3 separate regions of the Homo sapiens genome follow, and all the other regions are linked to region 3. Evidence: chromatin loops called from intact Hi-C (ENCODE). Cell type or tissue: PC-9. All regions are shown on one strand. Region 1 has its middle 41 kb from the start of CCND1. Region 2 has its middle 43 kb from the start of LINC01488. Region 3 holds the start of LINC02952 (long intergenic non-protein coding RNA 2952).

What was found. Peaks named below come from ENCODE experiments on the same cell type or tissue, not always from the same donor. Only the 100,000 strongest peaks of a DNase experiment are listed, where the experiment ranks them.
Region 1: a loop joins it to region 3, with 7 times the contacts of the local background. A loop is called at or near these places in 3 of 110 quality-filtered maps.
Region 2: a loop joins it to region 3, with 7 times the contacts of the local background. A loop is called at or near these places in 2 of 110 quality-filtered maps.

Annotation. Positions count from the first base shown.
Region 1 is chr11:69,595,689-69,603,688 of GRCh38, forward strand. No RefSeq gene overlaps it. Among named protein-coding and RNA genes, the nearest start is that of CCND1, 41 kb to the right of the region's middle. RefSeq lists enhancers at 5,194-5,694, 5,695-6,195. In PC-9, no CTCF peak of the experiment used is centred here; DNase peaks (open chromatin) are centred at 2,633 and 4,023; H3K27ac peaks cover 1,132 bases.
Region 2 is chr11:69,520,702-69,528,701 of GRCh38, forward strand. No RefSeq gene overlaps it. Among named protein-coding and RNA genes, the nearest start is that of LINC01488, 43 kb to the left of the region's middle. RefSeq lists enhancers at 7-764, 765-1,521 and a silencer at 2,766-2,966. In PC-9, no CTCF peak of the experiment used is centred here; no DNase peak of the experiment used is centred here.
Region 3 is chr11:69,440,723-69,448,722 of GRCh38, forward strand. It overlaps LINC02952 (long intergenic non-protein coding RNA 2952), which reads right to left and starts at 4,244. Exons shown (of 2, transcript NR_186235.1): 1 at 3,930-4,244. LOC124902703 (a long non-coding RNA gene) reads left to right here and starts at 4,101. Exons shown (of 2, transcript XR_007062759.1): 1 at 4,101-4,240; 2 at 5,617-8,000. RefSeq lists an enhancer at 400-589 and a silencer at 2,848-2,937. In PC-9, CTCF peaks have their summits at 1,391 (motif pointing left), 3,846 (motif pointing right) and 4,047; DNase peaks (open chromatin) are centred at 1,529, 2,219, 2,739, 3,989 and 1 weaker place; H3K4me3 peaks cover 3,203 bases; H3K27ac peaks cover 4,421 bases.

The DNA of each region.
Region 1 (8,000 bases), 150 kb after region 3:
CTTATTCTAGGAAGGCCCTCTGGTACACACACGCTCACACACGCTCGCATCCACACACACGCTTTCTCACACACACACTCTCGCATGCTCACACACATGCACACATATGCTCACACACATGCTCACATGCACACACATACTCACACACATACTCACACACACTGACATACACACACATGCCCTCACACACGCTCACAATACACACATACACACATGCTGTCATGCACACACATGCTTATGCGCACACATGCTTATACCCACACGCTCTCACACACATGCTGACACACACATGCACACTTATGCTTTCACACACACATGCTCACATAACACATCCTCACACACGCTCACACACACTCACATACACACACGCACTCATGTACACAGGCCCACACACACAAACATGCTCACACACACGCTCACATACACACACTCACACACATGGTCATGCACAGGCTCACACACACATACACACAGGCTCACACACTCACATACACACGTGCTCACACAGGCTCACACACGCGCTCACACATGCTCACACACACACATGCTCACACACACACAGAGTTGCTTCCTTCTGTTAGATGATGGGCTCTGGCAGCAGCAAATGCCACCTTGGTGTCTCACCTTGGCCATCCCATTACCATCTTCCTGTCCCTAGAGTCCCCAGGTGGACACCGCCCACCTGCGCTCAGAAGCCCAGCATCCCCTTCTACCTCACTGGGAGCACCTGCAGGACCACGAGGGTCCCTCTAGTCCTTGGACTCAGCATCCAGCACCATGCGAGCGCCTTGGCTTTCAGGACTTGTCAGGTGAAGGAGTGACAGGCACATCCCAGCCACCATCACCACAGACCCGTGGCTGGGCACACGGTGGCCCCTTCCCAACTGCTTTCTTTCCCCAGAACTCCCAGGACCTCATGCCTCGTCCTCACACTCTCCTTGCCAGACACAGGGACATGGCTACACGCAGACATTTTGGCCACTCCTGGACCTCTAGGGACTGTGTTGACTCAAGTCTTAATGGGGCTTATTAGAGATCTTTTTCTTCTTCTTCAACAGCAACAAAACGGACCCTACTGTGTGCCTGTCCTGGAAACAACAGACACTTTGTTGGGCAGGCTGGGCAGTGGAGACACAGAGCCGACCCCACCCAGTGACCCCTCCAGCCAGGAGCCACCATGCGAGAGTCACCCTCCCAGCATTCTGTCCCCTGAGAGGCGAAGTGTGGGTGCTGGCTTTGTCAGGTGGCTGAGCTCTTGGCTACCTTCCTAGGGGGTCCCTGCAGGAAGAAGCTGAGGGGCTCTGAGAACCTGTCCAGGCTGTGCCCAGTTGGCCCTGCCAGTGATGATGTGAAGAGGGTGGTGACATCGGGCCTGCCCCTGGTCACCCCTGATTTCTGCTGCTGCCTCAGAGGGGGGTGTAGGCTGCTCAGCCCAACCACAGGCTCCAGCAAAGCCACCTCCAGTTCGAATTTCCCTCACCTGCAAACCAAAGGCGCATGGAGTACCTGCCATGGGAGGGGGCAAGCAAGCATCCTTCCCGTAGCCCTGGCAGTGCGACGGGGTGGGAACCCCAGGAGCACCGGGGTTTCTCTCTATGGACAGGCTAGCATCCCATCCTCTGTCCCCAGGGGACGCCTCTCTCCAAAGGGCAGCTCCAACCTGCAGGTTTACCAGCCCCCACAAGTAGGAGGGGAATGACTGGCCCACAGGATGCAGTCCCCTGCTCAGGATGTCATAACAAGGCCCACAGACCGAGTGGCCTAACAATCGAAATGTATCCACTCACAGTTCCGGAGGCCCCAGGTCCATACTGAAGGTGCCAGGAGGGTTGGTTCTGTCTGAGGGAAACCCGTGCCACGCCTCTCCTTCGCTGCTGGGGGCCCCACGCACTCCTTGGCTTGTCAATGGCCTCCTCTCCCTGCGTCTCCCCTTGGTTGCCCCTCTGTGTGATTTCCCCTTTTCATGAGGGCCACAGTCATGTTGGATTAGTGCCCGTCCTAATGACCTCATCTTAATCATCTGCAGAGACCCTATTTCCAAACAAGGTCACATTCCCGTTCATGGGTACCAGGGCTCAGGACTCCAGCATCACTTAAGGGGGCCAATCCCACAGGATAGGGGAGGCCAGTGCTTCGTGTCCCTTCCCACCAGGCCAGGAGGTGCATTGGCCCGTGGGACTCCAGGCACAGAGTGTAGAACATTCAGGAGAAAGTCCTCTCTCTAGTCCAGCAAAATCTCCAGGCCTCTGTGCACTGGGAGCTGAGGAAATGGCGTAGAATTTGTCTCATCTTATGGTGATTCCAAGTAGACACAGTGTTGGTGCCAGACACAAGACACTGGCAATACCAGGCCAGCCTTTTAAAATTTTATTATTATCATTATAATCATTGTCACTGTTACAATTGATGCAGCCTGAGATTTACTTAGAAAAAAGGAATGGCCATGAGCTTTTGTGAGAACTGGGGACTGACGTCAGGACAGGTGTCCCCATGGTGTGAGCACCTGGGGTAGGAAGGACTTGCTTATGTGCTCACAGCCCCTGAGTCCTTGTGCTGTCAAGAGGAAGCAGAGTTCCCCGGAAATATGGCCAGAGGGATGTAACCACTTCCTTATGCATGGCACATGGGTTCCGGGTCCCCATAGTTGGTGCTGACAGCCACCCGGTGGGCAGGAGTAGCATGGCTCTGCCTACTCTTGCGTCAGGCTCAGGGTCCACTCAGCAGCCCCAGCCTCTAGCCTGGAAGGGTCTGGACAGGTGGTTGGTCATCCCTGGAGGGCCACTGATCAAGTGTGGCCCTGGTCAAATTAGGGTGTAGCTCTAGTCTGATAGGACTGTGGCCCTATAGGAAGAGCAAGAGACACCAGACAGCCTACTCCCTCTCTTCCTCCACCATGCAAAGACACAGCAAGAAGGCGGCAGTCTGGCAGCCAGGAAGGGAGCCCTCACCAGGAGCTAAACCCAACAGGAACCTTGGTCTTGGACGTCTGGCTTCCAGAATTGTGAGAAAATTCTGTTGTTTAAGCCACCCAGTCTGTGGTATTTTGTTATAACACCCTAAGCAGATGGAGGCAGCTCTCCTTGCTTTGCTAATAATAATCATTTACCTAGGTACATGAATTCAGGTGTTCAGAAAGCTTTCCTGGCCAGGTATGGTGGTTCACACCTGTAATCTCAGCACTTGGGGAGGCAGCAGTGGGAGGATTGCTTGAGCCCAAGAGTTCAAGACCAGCCAGGGCAACATGGTGAAACCCCATCTCTACTGAAAATAGAAAAATTAGCCAGGCATGGTGGCACTCCTGCAGTCCCAGCTACTTGAGAGGCTGAGAGGTAGGAGGATCGCTTGAGCCCAAGAGTTCGAGGCTGTAGTGAGCCATGACAGCAACACTCCACTCCAGCACAGTGACTCACTCCTTTAATCCCAGCACTTTGGGAGGCCAAGGTGGGAGAATTGCTGGAGCCCAGGAGTTCAAGACCAGAAAGCTTTCCTACCCTTACCTCTCAATCTTAACACTCCATGGTGCAAATGCTTTGGGGGTGGTGGGGCCAGGCCAGAGCCCAGGGCTCAGCCCCCTGGCTCAGTACTACGTCCCATACTCCAAAGTTAGATTTCAGAGCTGTTTGTGATCAGTCTACTTGGGCACTTGAGAATGAAACCCATTTCTCAGATTGAAAACAGAGGCCAGAGGAGTTAAACAAAGGCCTAGAAGTCCGAGGAGCCTGGCTGTACATATTCATTTATAGCATAAACAAACTGACCAATTGTAATAAAATGGGTTAAAGAGGCTGGAGAGGCAAAGAGAGTTTCTGAGTTCCTGCCCACCAGGCACACCCTGCAGGTTTCTCCAGAGATGTTCCTGTTCTCTTCGCAGCCAGGGATCTCCCCCTTGGAGTTCCCAGCCGTGCACCTAATCCTGCCTCATGAAACTGGATCCCACCAGACAGCTAAGCCTTCGGATGCCTGTAATTCCTTGGCTAATGCTAGGCTTAATTAAGACATCGACTTTAATAGCATTCTCACCGATTAAGAAATGGCAGGTCTGAAAGATGATATTTCCTGGTGTGCAAAGATATCATGATGAAATCTCCAAGTCATCGTTTCAACACAGGAAGTTATCGGCTACCTGGGGCAGTGCCCGTCCTGCTGCACAATTGGCCCGCTGTTAGCAGCGTTATTTAAGAGGCTGAGGCATCCATGTTTCCCAGGAGCCGGTCAGTGGGGAAAAAAAGGATCAATTGAGTATTTTAGCTCTGCATATAGGTCTTCTCGATGTTTGGTTTGCTTTGATGCGGAGTAAAAGTAAGCGTTATACGTTTGAACTTGTTGCTTTATCTTTTCCAGACTTCTGTCATGTCTCAAAGTCAGCTAAAAAAAAAAAAAAAAGTCAGCTTGAGTTAAATTAGCATTTCTGCCTCTCTTCCTTTGCCTGTCAGTTTTAAAAATAAGTATCGTAGTTTTATAAAAATCGAGTACCAGAATCTTTACAGTTCCACATGGCATAGCTGCCACCCAAGTCGAACGTGAAGCTGAGCTCCCGTTAGATCTGCAGACACTCCCCATCAATGTCCATCTGGTGCATCAGGGTTGCGGGGTACACTGGAGAGGAAACACAATTTCTATAAGGAATGGAGTACAGTTTATAAAACAAGCTATTTGTTTCCACCATGAGGTGGTCTATCTCTAGCAGGGTGTTGCCCTTTTTATAACATGGGTCTCTGTTTTTGAAAGAAATTGTCTGTTATGTGCAAATTATTATTTTTGGAAGGAGGAAACCAAAATGTCAGTGCATTCCTAAGCCACCCTAGGGGTAGGGGTGAGGAGACTTTCCTGGGATCCTCCTCCATCGTCCAAGCAGAATCAAAGCTGGGGCAAGATTTCACTTGAGTCAGCACCACCCTCCACCCCCATGTCTCCATCCCTGGAGCTTAGATGGATTCAGTAGAGTGATGAGTTAATACTAGTTTCCTTCCTTAGCCAACTGGCCACTTAGGGTCCAGAGAAGAGACCTTCCGTGGGCACTGACCAAGGCCAGCACCCACAGCAGGAAGAACTGCTGGCAACGGGCAGCTCCAGACCCCATATCTGCGCCTCTTGGGAGGGACAGTGGCCTGCGGAGCGGCACCCACATGGGAGCGTGTGCGTCCCAACAGAACTCTCCCTGTGTAAACCCCTTCTCGCCTGGGACCCAGTGCCACATTCAGACCTCGGAAATTCATGTGTACTCAGGAAATTCAAACACATTATCATTTTCCAACATGCGGTGATGACGGTAATGACACTGGGAGGCCTTCACTCAAAGCAACCGTGGATGGAGCTGACAGGGCAAGTGTTAATAGGACCACCACTGATGAACAGGGAAGGAAGCAAAGCCAACCATATTTCCACTCCTCCTTGGCTCTCGATAACCCCTGGGCTCCATACCCCCACCAGGCCCCAGGACTGTGGCCAGTCCTCGCCTGCCTTTGTTCTTTGGCAGGCCCGCTGGCCTCTCCACCAGGCAGCCACATCCTCTGCAGAGATGCACATATTCGTTTATTTATTCAATTCATTTTGACTTATTCATCAGATTTAAATGGACTCTTTTTCATAAAAGCCCAAAGAGTAGAAGGGAGGTGGCTCTCCAGATGCAGGCGCTGGGCCCCATGAGTTTCCTGTTAAACCCTTGATGAGGTCCCTACATGTGCAAGACCACGGTGGCAGAGAGGAGGCCGAGAGCAGAGGCCATGGGAGACAACAGCTGCTTCACGCCCAGCTTTGAGGGCCAGCCTGGCCAGGAGAAACCTGAAGGTGGGAACCTGCAGCTTCCTGGGCCCAGCTGAGCCTGGGGTGAATCCACATGTTTACAAGAGGGTGCAGTATGCAGGACCGGCCGCACAGCTCAGATGGAAACTCCCCTCCTACAGTCAAAGTCCAGATTCCTGGCTTGGCCTTCAAGTCTCTCCAGACCGACTACTTTTCCAGCATCCACTTCAGAGCCCTGTGGTCAACACAGCAGAGCAGCCGCTTTCTCATCCCCAAGCTCACCATCCAGGTCCCCTGTGTTGGCCTGGCTTCTGGGAGCATCCCCTAGTCTCTGATGAAAGCTGCTGAGGACTGACAGCCATGTCCTGAGCCAAGAATTGACATTGACTGCATGAAAGCCACCTGGCCTGGAACATCCCACCAGAACCACCCTGCCTGGTAGGGCCATAGTCAGTGACTGACTGACTGACCCTGGGGGTCTAAGGGCCCCCATGCCTCACTGTGGGACTGACTCTGTGATGCAGGTCACACTCCAGAGCCCCCTGTGGGGCTGAAACCACCACTGTGCTGAGCCTCCCCTGCCCCATCTAGCCTCTCTCACTTTCTTTCTCTTGAAAGCCCTCTGTCAATCAATCCCATGGACCCAAACCCTTGTCTCAGGCTCTGCATCTGAGAAGCCTGGCCAGAGACCCTGCCCTTTCATATCCTTCTGGCTTTGCTGACTCTGTCCCCTCCATGGAAAGGCCTCTTTCTCCCTTAGCACGGGTTGAATTATGTCCCTCAAATATTTATGTGTTGATGTCCTAACCCCCCATATCTCAGGATGTGACACTGTTTTTGGGAACAGGGACTTCGAAGAGGTAATTTAAGTCCAGTGAGATCACATGGGTGGGCCTTAATCCCATCTGATCGATGTCCCTGTAAGAGGAGAGGAGGACACAGACACGCACAGAAAGACCACCCTGGAGGACACAGGGAGAAAGCAGTCAACTATAAACCATAGAGAGAAGACTCAGGAGCAACCAGCCCTGTGACACCTTAATCTGGGACTTCCAGCCCCAGGATGGTGAGAGGATCAATTTCTGTTGTTTAAGCCTCCCCATCTGCAATAGCTCATCATGGCAGCCCCAGCAGATCAAGACACTACTACATTCACTGACACTGCATTTGCCCTTCAGGATCCAGCTGTCATCCACCTGCAGTGCCTCCCCACTTCTCCAAGATAGAATCATTTCTGCAGCACATTCTCGTGCCCCTCTTAATATACATACCACATCCCCACTTGCATTATGCTAGTTATGTACATTCCTACCTTCAGCAGAGACTCTGTCTTTTAATGTATTCCTCCTTGCATTCCACGTAAGACCTACTAAATTGTCAATCAATGTTCATCGAGTTAAAAATGGACTTGGATTGAATTTCTTGACTCCCTGGGGCAGGCCACCTTCCTCCTCCCCAGCAGGCCGAGCTCAGTGGCAACTGAGATGGTATCGCACACGGGCACAGCGCAGGATCACGCTCCGGTCTCCGACACTGGCCCCATTTAAATGACTCTGGGGACAGAGAATAGGAACTTAAATTTCTTTCCATGCAGCTGAAGGCTTCCTCCTAGGAAGTCGCTGACTGAACACACCTCACCGAAAAGATCACAGATGAAACTGAAACCCTAGACCCATCTCAGGTCCCCTAGGGGCTCCTGATCTGTGGACCTGGCTTCCCCTAAGACCCCCTTTGGGAGCGAGGCTGCTGGGAGTCTGTGCACCAAGAGGTCAATTGTCCGATATCACTGAGCCAAAGCTATCTGTTTAACCGACAACATATCTGAGTGTCAGAATCAGCGACCATCATCCAAGATGCTGGAGTTTTTTCTTCCGCGTTGAAATGGATCCTTTGAGAGTCAGTCAAGGGGAAAGAATGTGGAAGGATGAAGCTCAGTAGAGCACCTCGGAGAAGGAGGCCCTCGGTTATAAGGGGGACATGAAAAACGGGGAATTTCCTCTCCCATCACAGGCTTCCCTCAGTTACCTCTACACCTTTCTGTAGAAAAACCACTCATTTGTTTTTCTGAAGACAGGAGGGCAGGGGGTGTGGGGATCATCCACAGCAAGGCATGTTTCCTGAGAATGTTTTTGATTGTCAGGAGGAGACTTTTCAAAGTAAACGCATGAGAGTCTCCCTACCCCCACCCTCCATACGAATACTGGGGGCTGCTTTGCATAAGCAGCTTGTCGGCAGGAAGAAGGCAAGTCGATGCATCC
Region 2 (8,000 bases), 80 kb after region 3:
AAAATACAATCATGCCTTCTCAAGAGTCCCCTAAAGTCTTGACTCATTCCAGCATTAACTCAAAAGTCCAAAGTCTCATCTGAGACAAGGCAAATCCCTTTCACTTATGAGCCTGTAAAATCAAAAACAAGTTAGTTACCCCCAAGATTCAATGGGGGTATAGGCATTGGATAAACATCTCCATTCCAAAAGGGAGAAACTGGCTAAAAGAAAGGGGTTATAGCCCCCATGCAAGTTCAAAACCCAGCAGGGCAGTCATTAAATCCTGCAGTTCCAAAATAATCTCCTTTGACTTCATATCCTGCATCCAGGGCACACTGATGCAAGGGGCAGCTTCCAAGGCCTTGGGGAGCTCTGCCTCTGTGGATTCACAGGGTTCAGCCCCCACAGCTGCTTTCATGGGCTGGTGTTAGTGCCTATAACTCTTGCAGGTGCATGGTGCAAGCTGCCAAAAAATCTACCATTCTTGAGTCTGGAGGATGGTGGCCCCCTTCTCACAGCTGCACTAGTCAGTTCCCCAGTAGATACTCTGTGTGGGAGCTCCAACCCCACATTTTCTCCCCACACTGCCCTAGTCGAGGTTCTCTGTGAAGGCTCCACCCCTGCAGCAGGCTCGTGCCTGGATAACCAACCTTTTCCATGCATCTTCGGAAATCTAGGCAGAAACTGCCAAACCTCTTTCACTGTTGCACTATTCTGTGCACCTCAGGCTTAACACCATGGGGAAGCCACAAAGGTTTACAGCTTGCATTCTCCAAAGTAGCAGCTTGGGCTATACCTGGACACCTTTGAGCCCCAGCTAGAGCTGGAGCAGCCTGGATGCAGGAAGCAATGTCCTGAGGCTGCACAGGGCAGGAAGGCCCTGGACTTGGGCCCTGAAACCAATCTTCCCTTCTAGGTCTCGGGGCCTGTGATGGGAGGGGCTGCCGTGAAGGTCTCTGAAATGCCTTTGAGGTCTTTTCCCATTGTCTTGGATAGTAGCACTTGGCTTCCTTTTAGTTATGCAAATATCTCTAGCAAATTAAGCTCAAGCTTCCACAGACCCCTAGGGCATGACCACGATGCAACCGAATTCTTTACTAAGGCTTAACACATGTGATCTTTGTTCCAGTTCCCAATAAGTTTCTCATTTCCACCTGAGACTTTGGCAGCCTAGACTTCACTGTCCATATCACTATCAGCATTTTGGTCACAATCATTTAACCATTCTCTAAGAGGTTCCAAACTGTCTCTCATCTTCATGTCTTCTTCTGAGCTCTCCAAACTCTTCTAACCTCTGCTCCTTACCCAGTTCCAAAGCTGCTTCCACATTTTCAGGTATCCTCATATTAATACCTCCATACCCCACTCTTAGTACCAATTTTCTACATTAGGCCATTGTTGTATTGCTATAAAGAAATACCCAAGACTGAGTAATTTGTTTATTTATTTATTTTTTTATTTTTATTTTTATTTTTATTTTTGAGATGGAGTCTCACTCTGTCACCCAGGCTGGAGTGCAGTGGCGCGATCTCGGCTCACTGCAAGTTCTGCTTCCTGGGTTCATGCCATTCTTCTGCCTCAGCCTCCTGAGTAGCTGGTACTACAGGCACCTGTCACCACGCCCGGCTAATTTTATGTATTTTTAGTAGAGACAGGGTTTCACCATGTTAGCCAGGATGGTCTCGATCTCCTGACCTCGTGATCCGCCCACCTTGGCCTCCCAAAGTGCTGGGATTACAGGCGTGAGCCACCGCGCCCAGCTGAGTCTGAGTAATTTATAAAGAAAAAGATTTAATTGGCTCACAGTTCTGCGGGCTTTACACAAATCATGGAGCTGGCATCTTCTTGGCTTCTGGGGAGACCTAGGGAAGCTTACGATCATGGCAGAAGGTGAAGCAGGAGCAAGAGAGAGAGAGAGTGAAGCCGGTGCCAGATAAACAACCAGATCTCACAAGAACTCACTATCACAAAGACAGCACCAAGCCATGAGGGATCTGCCTCCAGGACCCCGACACCTCCCAGCAGGCCTGACCTCCAGCATTGAGGATTACAGTTCAACACGAGATGTGGGCAAGGACAAATATCTGAACTATGTCACCACAGAACTCAGGAAGTTCAGGTAAGTCTCCTGGTCATAAGTGGTAGCTGCAGGACCCTAATCCAAGTATTCTCTTTCCAAAACCTCAGCTTATCTGGGATGCTCACAATCTATAAGGACCCCATTATCAGCATAACCTACCATCCCCTGATTCTAGAATATTTCTATTCCAATCCCTCCCTCCACAATTCACAGCCTCCTTGGAGTCAAAGCTAATCAGGTCTGCTGACAGGCCACTGGAGTCTGGAAGAACCCTCTCTGCAGCTCACTTGCTGAGGACAGTGAAGAGACTACCTCGTTTCACTGTGCCCATATCCTGACCTGCACAAGGGCATTATGGCTGTTGTGAGGACAGGTGAGGTGGCACAGGCAAAAGAGGTTAGTGCACAGTAGAAGAGAATAAACGTGCATTTCCCTGCTCTGTTTTTCTCAAAGCTGTGCTTGTAGAAGGGCACTGCCACTTTGGAGCCACATTCAGAGCCCAGATTCCAGGTCATCCCAGAAGGTTGAATGGATGGCCCCAGCCCAGAGACTGGATGGCTTAGAGTCTGATGGCAGGAGCTGATCCCATAGTAGGTTTAGATCTCCCCAGACTGCCCATGTGTGACAGCTAGGTGGTTTCTGCAGAGTCCACCCCACTCCAAATTGCAGAGTGGCGTCTGTTTGGTCTAAGATAATCACGATCATCTTAACCCCCTTGCCAGAGTGACTCCTTTAGGGATCAAAAACAACTCAGCTGATCAGCAAGCACACAGCACTTCCCTGGCCACAGTGATTAACTCAGGTTGGTCTAACCAGAACAAGGCTCAAGACTTCTGTTAGATTAAGACCTCTCTCTCGCTCTGACCAGTAAGGGGTGCAGATACAAAGCCTGGAGCTACTGCAGCTACTTTGTTGCCATGAGGTAACCTAGCCCAATAACAGCACCAACAAGAAGCAGACACAGCAAGAGAACTGCTGAACTCTGAAGCCAGAGCCCTGGTTAAACTGCACCGGAAGCCTACCTGCCACCACCCTTCCCAACTGGGTGGGCCACTTTGGGGTGGGTTTTCTGCTTCCTGTCACAAAACAGCCCAAACTGACAGAGAAGCCAAGGATAGGTTGCTACCAGTTCCACTAGCAATTCAAGAGCTGAGCCTGATAATGTGGAATGAGATTCCTCTACTAAGCATCCCAAGGTTTGGTCTGGGAAACCTTTTCTCTTCTGTGTCTTCCATATGGTCTGAACCAGTCAATAATGGCTCCTGGGTGGTTTTCCACCTAGGAACCAGGACACCAGAGCCAGAAGGAGGCACAAACTTGTCTAATGTCACCCAGCTAGTGAATGCCAAATCCAGGGCTCGAACCCAGGCCTTCTGAACTCCAGGCTATATGCCATTCCTGAATAGAAACTCAACCAGCTGGCCTGCCCCGCCTGGCCAATTGAACTAGTTGCTAAATTGATACTTTGCAAAACATGCATGTTTCCAATTGCAGAGCGTTGCTGTGACTTTGAAGCAGCGTGTAGCCTTCCCCTGATGTGGTGAAGGACGGAGGTGGCTGGCCTGGTATGGAGAGGGATCTTAGGAAACTCTCCGCAGAAGCCCCAGGGCACCCACTCACTGGAAAGAGATCAGAAAGCAGCCTCTCTCCCGAGGCCGCAGGCAGCCAGCTCCCCACTTAAAAAGGACCTGGTATCAATTTCACTTTTTTTGTCCTTATTGGTGCCTCCCTAATGAGATGATGTTAGAGTTGGAAATAAAGAGATGAGTTGCTGGGTAAATAGATAAATAGATAAATAAAGCCTGGGCTTCTTCCAGGAATGCAGCCCTCTCCCTCCCGGCGGCTGGAGGAGGCGTGGGTGTCGCCTGACAGCGGCCCAACTTCTTGCCAAGGCGCTGGGGAGTGGGGGCCCTGAGGACACAGCTATCGGCCACCACTTCCTGCACACCTACCAGATGCTGGCCTCTGCTTTGCTTGCCGTCCCTCCTTTAGTCTTTGCAATGACTCATGAAATAGGCAGGCGTCACCCCTCAAGTTCAGACAAAACAGTGGAGACCGAGAAAGGAAAGTGACCGGAACCAAGTCATGGCTTGCAAGTGATGGGGCAGAGATTTCAGGTCAGGTCTGTCTGTGTCCAAAGACAAATATCGCTGCTGTCATGGAAGCCCCAAGGAGCTCACGGTCCCCTTGGGGGCAAATGGCTCCCTCGGGAAATGACAGCAAAACACCCAAGATGGAGAATTTTCATCACCCTGCGCGGTGTGATGAGGGGCTGGGGGGAACTGGGGCTGGAGTTGCCAGGGGGCCTGAAAGGAGAGGCTGCACAGGTAGAGAGGCACCCTGGAGGGCCACCGCGGGACCTGCTCCCTGGGCCTGCCCCCATGTCTGCCTGCCCCGTCCCCACACTTGCCCCCTCTGCCCTCATCCCTGCCCGCCCCGTCCCCATGCTTGCCTCCACGGGCCTCTCCTCGCACAGGAGGAGGGGCTGTTCCTGCCGCACACCTGCGGTGGCCATCCTCTCACTCAGCATGACAGCTGCTGGTCCGTGGTGCTCAGGGGTGGCTGCGCAGGCTATTAGAATGTGTCCCTACATCCACAGTGGTTATTATGCACTGCTTTCCGAGGAGCCGCCAGACTTCCCCATAATCTGGCAACTAAAGGGTTGGCACTTGGCACGGGAAGTGGGGACTCCAGAACCTGCTTCAGGGTCTGGTTGTGGTGCCCCACCTGGTAAACATTTCGGAACTTACCCTCGATTAGGATAGAACTCAGGGTCCCTGCTGGAGCCCACCACATCCTCAGAGCCAGCCTCCTAGAGCCTCTCCCCTGCCCCACTCCAGCCAGGGCCTCGTTGCTGTTTCTCAGGAACGCCAAGCAAAAGTGCACCCAGGATGCCTGCACCTGCAGATCCTGCTGCGGGAACTCGCTGTCCCCGACTCCCCTCAGCCTCTGTGCGGCATCACCTTGCTGGGGGGTCCCCACCGCCCTGTACCAAAGAGCAGCACCAGCAACCCCCAGCACTCCCTTCTCCTCCACCCCATTTTACCTCTTCCCAGATTCTCTGTCCTCAGACTCATATTACTATGGATTGAGTTACCCTTGTCGAATCCTCTTGCCAACTAGGAGAGCCCATGCAGGCCACGCCTTGTTCCCTGTCACACCCGTGCCTGGAACAGTGCCTGGCACAGGCAAGGCACACTGGGGTGCTGAGCTGAGTGATTGAATGAACAAATAAATAGATGTTTCCACTCGCCTTTCCTGAGCCCTACTGTGTGCATGACTCTGCACTCCAGGCTATGGGGCAGCCAGGCAGGGGTGCCGAGCTGTGCACACAGTAGGGCTGCTGATTTCCAGAACTCCTGGGAATGAGTGGGGTTAAAGCGGGAGGGGCACAGGGGAAGAGCTGAGGGGTCAGCATGAGCCCAGGAGAGTGGAGGGAGACAGTGTCCTAAGCACATGCCCTGTGGGAAGGAAGAGGCCCAGAGCACACGCCGGGACCAGAGCAGGGCCCCAGTTTTGGAGCGAGTCAGGCCTCTGTGTCCTGACCTCCAGCAAAGGAGAGGAGACTCCGAGTGTCCCAGGCCCCCCAGGAGGGTTGCTCAAGGGAGCCCTGGGCATCAGTCCTTAGAAATGGGCCCCTGCACATGTGTGTGCTGTCGGGAGCCCAGATTTTCTTGAAAGGAAGACTCAGCCACTGTGCCCCTTTCTTAATTTAAAACACTCCCTTGGCAGGGTGTGGGGGCTTACGCCTATTAACCCAGCACTTTGGAAGGCCAAGGTGGGTGGATCGCTGCACCTGGGAGTTTGAGACGAGCCTGGGCAACACGATGAAACCTCGCCTCCACAAAAAATACCAAAATGAGCCAGGTATGGTGGCGTACACCTGTAGTCGCAGCTGAGGCGAGAAGATGGTTTGAGCCCAGAAGTTCGAGGCTGCAGGGAGCCATGATCGTGCCACTGCACTCCAGTCTGGGCGAGAGAGTAAAACCCTGTCTCGACAAAAAAATAAAAATGAACATAAAATAAAATAAAAACACCCCCAGATAGTTCTGTTGTGGGTGATGTTTATTTCTTTTTGAAAGTTTTTAGTATTTTCCAAGTTGTCCAGAAAATTGTAACCAGAAAAAATAAGCCATAATTGCTGTTAAATGTTTTTGTTTTTGTTTTTTTTGAGAGGGAGTCTCGCTCTGTCGCCCAGGCTGGAGTGCAGTGGCGCAATCTCAGTTCACTGCAACCTCCACCTCTCAGGTTCAAATGATTCTTCTGCCTTAGCCTCCCGAATAGCTGGGACTACAGGCGTGTGCCACCATGCCAGGCTAATTTTTTGTATTTTTAGTACAGATGAGGTTTCACCATGTTAGCCAGGATGGTCTCGATCTCCTGACCTCGTTATCTGCCTGCCTCGGCCTCCCAAAGTGCTGAGATTACAGGCATGAGCCGTGCCGTCCTGTTAAATGTTTTTATTATTTTAAAAACACTACAGAAAGGAACAATCACTTGTGTTAATAAATTCATATAATGGAATTTTACAGAATCTTTAAAATATTTATGAATTGATTTTAATGCCATGAAAAATAGATAGTGGGAAAAAATCCAGATACTGAATTGTTGGCTCTGAGCAACATAAACTTGTATGTACATAGTAGGCTGGGTGTGGTGGCTCACGCCCGTAATCCCAGCACTTTGGGAGGCTGAGGCTTCAACACTAGCCTGACCAACATGGTGAAACTCCATCTCTACAAAAATACAAAAATTACCCAGGCATGATGGCAGGTACATGTAATCCCAGCTACTCAAGAGGCTGAGGCATGAGAATGGTTTGAACTCGTTAGGTGGAGTTTGGAGTGAGCAGAGATTGAGCCACTGCACTCCAGCCTGGGCAACAGAGAGAGACTCCACCTCAAAAAAAAAAAGCATGTTTACATATATTTATATGCATGGGCATGTGTGTGTACACATGCATATATAGACATACAGAGTGTGCATACACAGGCATGTGTACACACATGCACACACAAGCAGGCACACACACCCAAACCAACATCTGGAAGGGAAAATGCCAGCAAGTAGTGGTGATGTCTGGGTGGTGGCATTCTGGATTTATTTGCCTTTTTAATCATTTTCTGTACTTTCCACATTTCTCTCAACTATTTTAAATGTTATCATCAAGGCTGGGCAGCATAGCACGACCCTGTCTCTACAAAAAATTTAAAAATTAGCCATGCATGGTGGTGCACACCTGTGGTCCCTGCTGCTCAGGAGACTGAGGTGGGAGGGATCACTTGAGCCTGAAAGGTGGAGGTTGCAGTGAGCCATGATTGCACCACTGCACTCCAGCCTGAGTGACAGAGTGAGACCCTGTCTCAAACATAATTAATTCACTGAATGTTATTATTGGAAAGCATTTTTGTTTCAAATAAGGGTTGAAGCATAGACATCAGAGAGAAAAGCAACCACCTCTCTTGTTTATTTTTCCAACCAACATTACAGCCCTTGAACAGGACACGCAGGTGCCCAAGGAGACCCGTGCCACACTGTTTGACCTCATAATCCCATGCCTAAGAAGCCGTAAGAAAATAATTCCACAGAAAATAACAACTATACAATCTGCTAATGTGTGGATCGCAGAGCTATGTATAAAGGGGTGGGGTGGGGGAGGGGCGGGGAGTGAAACTGACCTAGTACCAGCCAAATACTGTTTGGAGAGATGACGGCTTTGGAGAAGTCAGGGGGCATTTGGGAGGTGGCTACAAACTCGGCTGTCACGAAGCACGGTGAGATCTCAAAACATGAAAAATATTTTGTGTTGGCTGGGTACGGTGGCTCACGCCTGTAATCCTAGCACTTTGGGAGGCCAAGGTGGGAGAATCACCTGAAGTCAAAAGTTCGAGACCATCCTGGCCAACATGGTGAAACCCTATCTCTACTAAAAATACAA
Region 3 (8,000 bases):
GAGCCGAGTTCGCGCCATTGCACTCTAGCCTGGGCAACAAGAGCGAAACTCCATCTCCAAAACAACAACAACAAAAACCAAACAAACAAAAAACAAAAAACAAATATGGCAGCATGATACTGGTCACCCAGGCTCTGTCACACCTGAGGGTTGCCCTGTCTACGAGGGCCAAATTGACCCATGCCTCATTTATACCCCAGCCTGTGGAAGGCGGAGAAGAAGGGAAAAGCTCATTGGTCAGAGGCAGGATGTGGCCACTGCAATGACTCCTTCACTCACAGATCTATCATGTTGCCCAGCACCATGGAGGATGGCTCACAGTCCATTCAGCCAGGGTATGGCATGGCCGGACCTAGCCACAAGAAGGCTGGGAAATGAAGCTTTCGCCAGGCACCCGCCGCCCAGCTCAATCTGCTCTCTGTAGAGCAGTTCTCAAAGTGTGGTTTCAGGAGGTCTGAGAGGTTGCAGTTAATTTCATGAAGACACTGAGGCATGAATTGTCTTTTTTCCTTTCATTCTCTCTTCATTCTCTCATGACTGTGCAGTGGAGTTTCCCAGAGGCCATAGGACCCATGATGACACTGTCACTCTGAGAGCTAACAGAATGTATGCTTGCAGAATCATGCATTTTACAAATTTCTATGTTTTCATTTCTAACTCAGTAAATATCAGTAGATAAAACCCATATCAACAAAATCTCTCTGGGGTCCTCGATAACTTTTAAGAGGCAAATGGGTCCCAAGACCAGAAATTTTACAAACTGCTGAACTAGAAGGTTAAAAACAGATACTGGGCATTAGGCTGGCAGAAATAGATGCTACAGGCCAGGCAAGGTGGCTCATGCCTGTAATCCCAGAACTCCAGGAGGCCGAGGTGGGTGGATCAACTGAGGTCAGGAGTTTGAGACCAGCCTGGCCAACATGTTGAAACCCCGTCTCTACTAAAAATACAAAAATTAGCTGGGTGTGGTGGCGCATGCCTGTAATCCCAGATACTCAGGAGGCTGAGGTAGAAGAATCGCTTGAACCCAGGAGGTGGAGGTTGCAGTGAATGGAGATCACACCACTGCACTCCAGCCTGGGCGACAGAGTGAGACTCCATCTCAAGGCAGGCGGATCACCTGAGGTTAGGAGTTTGAGACCAGCCTGACCAACATGGAGAAACCCCGTCTCTACTAAAAATACGAAATTAGCCAGATGTGATGGCGCAAGCCTGCAATCCCAGCTACTTGGGAGGCTGAGGCAGGAGAATCACTTGAGCCTGGGAGGCGGAGGTTGCGGTGAGCTGAGATCACACCACTGCACTCCAGCCTGGGTAACAAGAGCGAAACTCCATCTCAAAAAAAAAGAAAAAAAAAATAGATGCTACAACTGGAAATCTACATGAATTTGTCAGGCCGCCCCCTGCTGCATACTCATGGCCTCACGAATCTACCTGGGAGACCAGAGTCTGGCTCATAGAAATTTGGGAGCAGGTACATTTCTCACCAGTTCTGATCCTAACCACTGCAGCAATGAGTCAGTGCCTGCCCCAGTGTTTAGTGATCTGCCCGCATTTTTTTGCTGAAGCCTCCTCACACCAGTCCCTGTGGGCGTGCAGCACCTGGGTGTGCCTTTCCCCTATGGCATCAGGCAGAGATAGGGTCCAGTCCTGGTCTCGCCACTCCCAAATTGTGGGACCCTTTGCAGATTACTCTGAACCTCAGTTTTCTCATCTTTAAAATGGGGCTCATCAAGGGGTCACAGGAAGCTGTTTGCACAGTTCTAATTTGGAAGTTCCATAAAAGGTCACCCCAGCCATGCTCAGGGTAGGTGTGTTGGCAGAGAAGTCCCTGCCGGGGAAGAGTCAAGCTTCTGAAACACTCCGGAATCTCACTCTGCATCTCACCAGCCTTCCATGACTCCCCAGGGCTTGGGACACCTCCTCACTTTGGCATTCGAGGCCTTCCTCATCCTGGCCTCAACCCACCTTGCAAAAGCACTTTCTAGACAGCTTTGAATTCTGGCTTCTGCTGAGTCTAATTTTCCCGAGTAGGGGGTCTTCCCCTGAAGAGCAGGCCCATTCTGTCAGCCACACAATCACTTCATCTGGGGAGGTGAGGCCGGAAGCTGGCCCATTAACCACGCTCTCCCCAATGAGCATTTGTAAACACATGCCTTCTTTATAACATCAGCAAACAGAACATGTTTTCCTACTTAACAGGAAATGCAGCGGAATGGCTGGGTTCCCCGACAGGGGCCCCAGCCGCTTCATGCACGTGGCATATGAAGCTAGGACAAGGCCAGTGACCAAGAGGGGTGGCCAAAGCCCTCTGGTTTGCAGGCGAAGTTCCCAGCAGTTTGCACGTGTCCGCCCCCCCCAGCACTGGCCAGGAAGGGGCCCCACCTCCTCCCACGGCCCTGTCTTTGTCCCCAGCAGGGCTGCCTGCTTACACGGAAAGGCTGCCGTTCTTTCCCTGGAACTGGAATCAGCCCGGGCTATAGGCAAAGAAATTCATTTCTAACTATGCAAGCCCTTTCACTGTCACAAGACCTTGAATGTCAACCTTGGAAGCCCAAGGGCTATTGTCAGGAGCTCCAGCCAAGCCTCAGATTGACACAATTGCACCAGAACCCTGAACAGTCTGGGGGAAAGAAAAAATCCCCTGCTCCTCCTCCCTCGGGGGGAGGCGGCCCCCGCAAGGTAGGCGGTGGCTGCAGGCAGCTGAGGCTGCGCCATTCATGGCTGCAGGACCGAGGCCCCACGCGGAGCGGAGACCAGGCGGCCACAGCCGCTGATTGGGCGTCGCGGCCGGGGGTTCAGCCAATCGGCTGTTTGGGAAGCGGGGCCATTCATGAAAGCGCAGCGGAGAGGAAGCGCGGGGGCGGGGAGCCCGGGTTATCACCGCGCCCCGCCAGCCCCATCACGGCCGCCGTGCCTTCTGCCGGGCCATGCTGCGGCTCGAGCGGCGCTGGCTCCTCGCAGGGAAGACCCCGGCCAGAGGCTGCGGAAGAGGCCAGGCTTTCTGGAAGCGCCTCCCAGGCAGGGCCTGGCAGCCGAACGCCGCTTGCTTCGGTCAACTGTGGCCATGAAGTCATTTTTTTCCCCTGCTGATTGAAATCATCTGTTTTCAGTTCCCTGACAAATTCATTGAGTTCCCTCTGAGGCTGGGGCCCCTCGGCTGCTGAGTCTCAGTCTGTAGCTGCGGCCCAGACCCACACAATTTCATCTTCTTGGATTTACATGGTCTCCGGTTTCCAGAGCCCCAGTGAAAGACGCATTTGTGTGGGAGATGTGGGGTTGGGTTTAGCAGCCCTGGTCCTGGGGAGAATGCTTCTAAGATGGCTATCTGCTGGGCTCTGGGCCCCAAACCCTGGCCCTCGGGTCTGTAAGGTTCCTGGGGCCCCAGATGACGGCATGGCCAAGAACGGCGCAGAATCCTCCACATCAGCTCTCTGAAAAGGGAAATGGCCCAGTGGAATGCTGGCCTCTCCCTGCAGGATGAGCACTCATTTCCTCTTGGGATCTAGCAAGTAGCTTAAAAATACACTCATGCAAAGGGCCCACATAGAGCTATACCTGTGGGGAGGGGAGGGGTCTGCTTTTGCATGTACCTCAGGGAGGTGTGGGGTGGCAGCCTGCTGACAAGGGCCCCGACCCCACCGCCTTGCCTGTGTCCTCCTCTATAAAATGGGCGTAGGAGCACCTAGCCCTTGGTCATGCACGCGCCCAGGAAAATCACAAACGCAGGGGCCCAGCATAGTGCCTGATACGCGGCGAGAGTTTAGTCACCGACGTCGGTTGTTGGTGGTGACGTGAGCAGTGACATAGAGGACAAAAGCGATGCTCAATTCCATTTCCGGGCGCGACACAGCTCCGGCAGGGGGCGCTGGGCTCTGGAGCCCTGGGGACCCCTGCTTCTCACACCACCGTCACCCCCAGCCACATACCTGAGCCACTGGGAGCATGAGCACCAGGGAACTTTTTCTCAATGGAAAGATTTCTTCACAGCAAGTGTTTCGCAAGCCTCTCTGAGGCTGTCAGTAATGAGTCCTTACTTCTTGACTTCCAAGTGTGTTACATAAGCCTAAGAGGTTGGTCAAAACACAACACACACACACACACACACACACACACACAAATGTGGCTGGAGAGAGTGGACGGGCAGGCTCTGCAGCTGTTCAAACTTTCTCGGCCACCTTCCCAGGCCATGAGGACTCCCCACTCATGGGCCTGTCGGAACCGTGCTGGGGAATGTGAGGTATGAGATCCGGGAGAGGAGAGCCCAGTAAGCCAGGGCTGCGGGGGAGACGGAGGGCGGGGCCCGGACACGGGCTTTTCCCAGCGGCCAGCACCCCTCCCGCAGGACCTCGGGTTCCACCCCAGCAGCCTCTGTTTGGTGGGGGGCAGAGAAGGGTGCCCCTGCCTGTGGGCCCCTCACGTTGGCTCTGCAGCACCCACGCAGGAAGAGGGTGCACACAGAGGGACGCGGACACCAAGGCCTGGGGTTGGACAAAATTGTTGCCCGCCACAGCTGGTCCCTCCACAGGCCACATAAGCCAGGGAGTTGGGGGCTGCCCGGCACAAATAGAGGAAGCAGACAGAGGAGCTGGGCGGCCTGGGGCAGCCGGATCCTACCACTCCTCATTTCTGCTCTGGGCTGGACCGGCTTCCCTTTTCTTCTGTTGTTTTAAACGGTTGGTGTTGGGATAGAAAGGCCCATGGGTCTCCTTCTGCCTCTGCGTCCTGGCTTCCACAATGCAGACAAAACTTAAAAATTCTCAGGGGCTTCTCATTTTAGCGTGGGTGGCAGAGGCCTGGAGAAGCCCGAGGTCACTTCAGACCGGCCACCTCCTTGGACCTTCCCTTCCTGACATAAAATGATGACTGTAATGGAGGCTCTGCACTCAGCCCGTGGAGACAGGCCAGAAGCGCTTTGCTACAGTACTAATATAGCGCACGTTTTGCTCATGAGACGGCACTCAGAAGTTCTCGGCATGATTAGAAAGTGTATCGGTCAGAATGCGCTAGGCCATGCTATGGCAACAAACAGGCCCCCAGATCTCAATGGCTGCCAGCAGGATCAGCAAATGGTTTCTGTAAAGAGTGACGTGTACTTTTGTTGTTGCTATTGTTTTTGGAGACACAGTCTCACTCTGTTGCCCAGGCTGGAGTGCAGTGGCGCGATCTCGGTTCACTGCAACATCCACCTCCCAGGTTCAAGCAATTCTCCTGCCTCAGCCTCCCGAGTAGCTGGGATTACAGGTGCCCACCGCCATATCCAGCTAATTTTTGTATTTTTAGTAGAGACAGGGTTTTGCCACGTTGGCCAGGCTGGTCTCCAACTCCTGACCTCAAGTGATCCACCCGCCTCAGCCTCCCAAAGTGCTGACATTACAGTTGTGAGCCACCGTGCCCGGCTACTTTTAATATATATTTTAGGCTTTGCAGGCCATTCAGTCTCTGTCGCAACTCCTCAACTCTGCTATTGTAACACAAAAGCGTGGCAGACAGCACACCAATGAGTGGGCTGCATTCCTATAAAATGATATTGAGAAATTGCCCACAGGCTGGCGTCTGCTGACCGCCAGCTTCAGATAACCAACGTTTGTCTTCTTCTTGTGCCACACATGCAAGGAGTGAGGGCCCGCTCCAGACGTGCTCCAGGGACCCAGGCTGATGGAGGATCGAGTCCCACCCAGACCTCCATCATCATGGAGGCCAGATGCACGAGCTGGTTCTTAAAACTTCTGCTCACAAGTGACTGAGACCTCTTCCACTCACATTTCACTGGTCAATCAAGTCATGCCACCACACCTGATTTCAACGGGGATGAGAAGAACAATTCTATTTGCTCAGAAAGCAGAGATCTGGAAATTTTCGTAAACAGTCTTTAGTCTTCAACCATCCAAGCTAGAAGACCTGGTTTCTGGGCCCCTCCTTTGCCACCAACTAACTTCGTGTCCCCCCGGCAGGCCTCCTCCCTTCTCTGGCCTGTAGATCCCCACCTGCAAAAAGGTGTGGAGCATGTTCCTCAGGTTTTTCTGGGCCTGAGAACAGCACCACTATCATGGCCTCTGCTTTTCCTAATGGGGGACAATGAATTTATTTCCACTGCTCTTCCACGGAGCAAGGACAGGATGACATTCAGGCCAGAGCATGACTCAGCCTTTGGGGAGTCTCCCAAATATCCCAAGTTTTGAACCTCCACATTCTTTTTTTTTTTTCTGAGATGGAGTCTCTCTCTGTCACCCAGGCTAGAGTGCAGTGGCGTGATCTTGGCTTACTGCACCTCCACCTCACAGATTCAACAATTCTCCTGTCTCAGCCTCCCTAGTAGCTGGGATTACAGGTGTGCACCACCACGCTCAGCTAATTTTTGTATTTTTAGTAAAGACAGGGTTTCACCATGTTAGCCAGGCTGGTCTCGAACTCCTGACCTTAGGTGATCCAACCACCTCGGCCTCCCAAAGTGTTGGGATTACAGGCGTGAGCCACGCCGCCTGGCCTGAAGCTCCACATTCAACTGTTACTCTGGGAATGGTGTGTGGGCACAGCTGCTGCTCCTGCCAGCCAGGCATGAGTTTCCAAAGCTGGACCCAGGCTTGGTTCTGGTTGGGGCTGGGTGGAACTCCCGGGAGGGGAGGAGAGAAGGGAAGTTGGTTAATGATGAGGGATAAAGTGGGCAGGAGAAAATGGGCTGATGGTACAGCTCATCCAGCTACTTGTCCAGGCCCCGTCAGACCATCAGAAGGGGGTCGACGAGGGAGTTCCAGTGGCCTTGGAGTCCTGTCCTCCTTGCTGTTCTTGGAATTGCTTGGATATTTCACAGCCTCAGGGCCTTTGCAGGGTCTGTGGCTTCCCTGAGGTGTCCATGTGCCCCTCTGCCTCACCTCCTTCAAATCTCAATCAACTTTCAAGGCCTTCCCCAACCACTCTCTCTAAAACAGCAATCCCTTCCCTCAGCTCTGGGGCCTCCCTGTGTCCCCACTGCCTGGGATTGTCTCCACAGCTGTGATCTCCTTCTAAATGACTTTGGAGTTTTATTCATTTTGACTATGAGGTTTCCACTCTCCAGAAGCTGAGCTGCGTCAGGACAGGAGCTTTCGCCTATTTTGTTCTCTGCATCACCCCTGCACCTGGATGAGAGCCTGGTGGGTAGTAGGACCTCTGTGCATGGTTGCCAATTGAATGAATTTATATCGCTGAGGCCAGGGAGCCACAAGCTACCTCTGAGTCAGCTGTTAAGGAGGAAATATAAACAAACTCCAGGCCCAGCCATGCCAGCCATGCCAGCCGTGCCTGACAAGCACTGTGGCTGCACGGAGCCTGCTCAGGTGTGCAAAGGCTCACATGACAGTGCAAAGCCTCCTTGCAGCTCACCTGGCCATCTGGGGCACAGCAACACTCAGGCAACAGAAGGCACCTCAGCTGATGGCTGAATGCGGTGGCTCATGCCTGTAATCCCAGCACTTTCGGAGGCAGGAGGATCACTTGAGACCAGGAGTTTAAGACCAGCCTGGGCAACATAATGAGACCCCCACCATCTCTATTATTTTTAAAAACAGAAGGCACCCCAGCTTAGGTCTAGAGAGGCTCCCCCTCCTTAGCCTCCCACAGAGCATCATCTGCAGTTTTGCAAAACCGTCCTGTGTTCTCTGTGCCCTGCGGAAATGGCCAAACAGCTCCTCAGTGCCCCAAGAGATAGAATCATGAAAAAAGCAGCTCGTAGTTCAAAATGGAAGAACATGATAAAAGCAAGGCCCCTCCATGGGTGTGAAGAGATTTCTCTTTTACAGAGGAAATTTGGGTGGGGGAGGCAGGACTTCTGCTGGATCCACAGAGGATCTTCCATTAGCAAAAGGACAATCATTGTGAGTGAAAAGTGAAAATTCTAAACTTAGAACCAGAAGGTGGGGAAGTGAAGAAAGTTCTTCCTTATCTTCCCCCAACCCTTGTGGTTTTCACCCCCATCTCAGCCCATGTCTTTTGCCCCTGACTTCCCAGGTGTGGGAGTAGAC